2 separate regions of the Homo sapiens genome follow, and region 1 is linked to region 2. The links are chromatin loops, found by intact Hi-C in ENCODE. Cell type or tissue: PC-9. All regions are shown on one strand.

Evidence for each region. Peaks named below come from ENCODE experiments on the same cell type or tissue, not always from the same donor. Only the 100,000 strongest peaks of a DNase experiment are listed, where the experiment ranks them.
Region 1: a loop joins it to region 2, with 2.4 times the contacts of the local background. A loop is called at or near these places in 1 of 110 quality-filtered maps.

The regions. Positions count from the first base shown.
Region 1 is chr9:97,673,779-97,676,278 of GRCh38, forward strand. It overlaps XPA (XPA, DNA damage recognition and repair factor), which reads right to left. Exons shown (of 6, transcript NM_000380.4): 6 at 1,131-1,809. The coding sequence ends at 1,661. Among named protein-coding and RNA genes, the nearest start is that of XPA, 22 kb to the right of the region's middle. RefSeq lists an enhancer at 1,955-2,024. In PC-9, no CTCF peak of the experiment used is centred here; no DNase peak of the experiment used is centred here.
Region 2 is chr9:98,009,180-98,011,679 of GRCh38, forward strand. ANP32B (acidic nuclear phosphoprotein 32 family member B) reads left to right here. Exons shown (of 7, transcript NM_006401.3): 5 at 2,092-2,210. Among named protein-coding and RNA genes, the nearest start is that of ANP32B, 27 kb to the left of the region's middle. RefSeq lists an enhancer at 1,630-1,699. In PC-9, no CTCF peak of the experiment used is centred here; a DNase peak (open chromatin) is centred at 1,432.

The DNA of each region.
Region 1 (2,500 bases), 340 kb before region 2:
TGAAAATGAAAGATGAGGAAGGGACCTTGCCAACCTATGTAGAGCAGGTTTAGCTGTTAGTGATTTCTGGATACCAGGATTGTCTTAAACTGGTAAGGGTGTAGAGGGTGAATAGAAGCATCCCTTAACTAGACAAATCTATTTTCTGTAACATAGTGGCCTTGGTAATACATGCTCATTAACTAGTGGTTATTATGTGCCAGGTGCTATAGGTTCACCCTATTAACTACTTCAAACAGTCCTTTGAGATGATTATGCCCTCTTTACAGATAAAAACAGGTTTTGGAGTAATTTACCCACGGTCCACAGCTAGTAAGTGGAATTTGAACCTAGATCCAGTTGGCCCAAGAGCTCCTTCCCCGCCCCCATAATGCTCTTACAACAACCTGAACCCCTAGTTATTCTGTTGTCATCATCTGTTGTCATCAAGCTGAAAGCTTTTTTCCCCAGAGACATCTTGCTGCCCATTCAGAATCAATTTTTACTAAGCTGTAATATTTAGCATAGCACGTATTAGTCATTGAGTGTGAAGGTGTTTAAAAAAAAATCAAACTTGAAAAATACACAAACATTTCTGTGTAGTCTGAATTATTTGGACATGACTTGTTTTGACTTAGCCTTTCTCCAAGCATAATCTCCATTAAAGAAAAAAAAATGGAAATGTTTAAACTTCCTATTCTATTTGTACAGTAGGATAAAATGTCATGTCAAACAATTTGAAAATATCAGGTTATTTTAACTAACTGGAATTTGTTTTTGTCAAAAAATAATGCATAGACCCAATAATTCTTTTGACAAGCTACAGGAAAATTTCACTAAAGTTGATGCAGATGCCTGCGGTGATGTGAGACTTCACCTTCCTTTCCTTAGAAGTCTGAAAGCAGCATGGAAGCAAGCCTGGGACTAAATGAACATACTCCTAAGGCACTTAGGTGCATGCCTGGCACCTGGTTGGTAAATGCTCAGTAAATGTTAGCACTACTTAAAATAAACATCAGTGCCTTCTTTGATCAACAATCAGATAGTCAACCATGAAAACAGCTCTTTTCCATTTTAATCCAGCATTTAAAAAGCTATCTAGACTAATGTTAAGTCCCACAATAGAGGCCCCAAGAGTACAGAAAACATGATCAGACTCGTACAACTCAATGTTTATTTCTGCTATTAGGGCTTTTTCCAGCAGTAGTTCCCCACTGTTTCCACCATCGTGGAGACAGAAATCGTCCTAAAAAACACATGACTAGAACCTGGGGTACAGTGGTGCACCACCATTGCTATTATTTGTTTCTTGGTTAAGAATCCAGTTCAGCCTTTGTTGAACCCTTTTCCCTCTACCCCAATCTAGGGTTTGCCTTGGTATCTTGTCCTCAAATTTGTAGCTGACCTACCACTTCTGCACCTACTCTAGCACTCAGCTCCCATCTCTGTTGTAAGAAGGCAATCACAGACATGACATTGTGCACACAACCAGGCCAGGTGACCTTCACTGAAACTTGCTTTTAAGCCATAACATACATAATTATTACTGAAGTATTACTTATACAAGGGTTTCATTCATCTATGAAGATGTTGCTTTTTTTTTTGAATTTTGAAAAGGACCAATCTAAATTTCCTTTATTTAAATATAAAATTCTATAAAACAGGTCACTGAACTAAAAAATCACATTTTTTCATATGTCAGTTCATGGCCACACATAGTACAAGTCTTACGGTACATGTCATCTTCTAGGTTTTCTTCTGGTCCATACTCATGTTGATGAACAATCGTCTCCCTTTTCCACACGCTGCTTCTTACTGCTCGCCGCAATTCTGAAAAAAAAATTTTAAAGTCATCTTTTCAGTGGTGCTATTCAGGTGAATCCAAAAATCCAACTCCATCAAGCTTTCAGCCATGTACATGTGTGTGTGTCTATGTGTATTTAAACCATATATAGTTTACCTTAATTTTATAACAAAGTTGATTATACAAACTTGGCAAACTTACTTTCTTACCTCACTAGTTCGGCCTGTGAATCAAGTTGTCACTGGAGCAGTGTGAAACAAGAGATTCAGAAATGGTTATGTGGGTTGGTGGTATGCAAAACAGAACCATATTCAGAAGTGAGTTGAGTAACACAATAGGACACATTCAGGTACGTTTGACTTCAGATAACAGAATGCCACAGTAGGAAAAGGAGTCAGCTGAAATAATTAAGAAAAAGGAGTGTTTTTAAGTTCCTGTTAGGAGCTACGTCAATAAGCATCAAGTCAAGCTTTGCAAGAAAACTAGAAAGTAGAGAACTCTACCACTATGCTGGTATGTTTTCATCTTAGAAAAAGTGCTTGTGCAATAAGACCTCAAGTCTGTTGAAGTTCTTATAAGATGACAGCATTATTTTAGGAGAGGGCTAAAAATAAGAATCACAGAATGTTAAGAGCTGGAAAGAACCACAGAGTTTTGATTTTACTTCACTTTATTTTGCAAGTAGGGAAACTGAGCAAAGATAGTTTAACTGTGAAG
Region 2 (2,500 bases):
AACATAGAATTAAAAGATGATTTTCAGTAGTTTTGGCATTTGACCCAGGATTTATACATATTTTACAGATTTACAGATTTTAAGAAATAACTAATACTTTCTACCCAAGATATTCCTCCTGATTAGTTTGTGTTTTCTTTGCATGCTGAGTTTGTTTATTCTCAGTCACTCTTAGAATAAAACGCTTCTCACGTACAGGTGGCTTAGAGCAGCAGTCTCCAACCTTTTTGGCACCAGGGACTGGTTTCATGGAAGACAGTTTTTCCACAGATGCAGGGAAGGGGTTGGGGGCGGCAGCTGAATGGTTTTGGGATGAAACGGTTCCACCTTAGATCAGGCATTAGATTCTCATAAGGAATGCACAGTCCAGATCCCTCACATGCGCAGTTCACAATAGAATTTGCACTCCTATGAGGATCTAACAGGTGATGTGACAGGAGGCGGAGTTCACGTGGTAATGGTCACTGGCCTGCTCTTCACCACCTGCTGTGCGGCCCAGGCCACAGACCAGTACCAGTCCTGGGAGTTGGGAACCCCTGGTTTGGAGGAAGCAGAATGATTAGTTTTCACATCAGTCAGCATGAGTATTTCTTTTCTTTAAAAATTAGCACATATGACAGAAATTATCAAGAAAATAGAGGAGGAAAAGCATCAAGGAGTTTGGGTGCAGTTAATGGTATAATTCTCTGGAAGCATTTTTACAGTTTTATTTTGAAGCATATTGAGACAGGCAAAAATTAATGAGTTATAAGGTGGTAAAATGGACAGAGAATAGGACATCTCACTTATTTCCAAATGTTATGTCCCTTTGTCCCTTCTACAGTTTTTCCATTTTTCCTAAAAACCATTTGTGCTTGTTGTCTATTTAAGTTCACCTCAAACAGGAAGAACAGCCACATGTGCAAGAGCCAGTAAAGGACATTCCTTGGAAGGTGGGGGGCAGTTCCTGAGAGCAAAGATGGGTCAGCCAACAAATACTTGAGCATTTCCTATGTGCCAGGCACTGCGGAAAATAGTGGTTTAAAAAAAAAAGGAACAAAAAAACAAGGTTCCTACCCTCTTGGACCTTACAGAGAAATGGTGTTTTTTTTTTTTTGTTTTTTTTTTTTAAATCATAAATAGGCTAGGTATGGTGGCTCACACTTGTAATCCCAACACTTGGGGAGGGTGAGGCAGGATGATTGCTGGAATCCAGGAGTTCAAGACCAGCCTGGGCAACATAGACAAACCCTATCTGTACAGAAAAAATTGTTTTAAATTAAGAATTCTAAATAATAATTGCAAGTAAGCAAAGTGTGTTGTAATGGAGAAGCACCACATACTCATGGTGAGAGCCTATGACCTGGCATTGGGAGGTCTGGTGAGTAAGACTGCCTAAGGAAGTGATGTTGACTGAGACTCCAAGGTGGAGTCAGAGTTAGCCAAGCAAAGAGGATGGAAAGAGCATGCAGAGACCAGGAGGCAGGTGAGAGCATGGTGTGCTCTAGGACCCAGGAGAAGCAAGAACTGCCGCACTAGAGGTCCGAACAACCAGCTAGAGATGCAGGTGCCTCTCAGCCTCCTGTCCCCTGAGTCACAGGGTTATTATGGGTGTTTCTCAGGTTCCTGATTTGAGCAGCTGACTGTGACTCTGGTAATGATACCCAAGAGAAGGTACATGATTTTTTTTTTTTTAACTTTTTACTGTCAAAAATTTCAGACAGTGACAAAGGGTAAAAATAATAGCAAAATGAACCCCCATGTTCTTATCACTCAGCTTCAGCAATTATTGGTCATAGCTGATCTTATTTTATTCCTGCATACCCTTACCTTCTTCCCCACTCCATATAATTTTGAAGCAAATCTTAGCCATTGTATCATTTCATCAGCGAGAATTATAGTGTTTGTCTTATCTACCAGGACTTCTAGCTCTCTGATTTTATGGGACTCTATCGGACAAAGGGACTGAGCTGTAGCACATAGTAGAAAGAAAGTGACTGCAGTTCGTGGCCTTACAGCATTTGTTCTGTGAGCCAGCCCACAGATCCTCAACACTTTGTCCCCTGTGGAGCGTCGAGGATATTTAATGAATCCCTTTTGGACTATTTTTAGAAGGAGAAGATGAGGAAGACGAGGACGATGAGGATGGTGAAGAAGAGGAGTTTGATGAAGAAGATGATGAAGATGAAGATGTAGAAGGGGATGAGGACGACGATGAAGTCAGTGAGGAGGTCAGTGCAGCTGTTTTCTACCCTGCTTCCTATTTGTAATTACAACAAAAGTGGGGGTTTCAAAAAGATGACAAAAGAAAAGAAAAAACACCTTTTGAAGAAATTAGTATACCTGTGAATACATTTACAATATGAATCTGGTTAATTTAGTGTTTGTCTGGCTTTAAATAACTACTAAATAGAATGCCTACTGAACTCAAACTAGTACGGTTCCTGGCTGTGCAAGGTAAGTTCTGGCCCTCTGGGGGAAGGAATGAATTGAGTATTCAGTGTGGTGAGAAAACTGGACA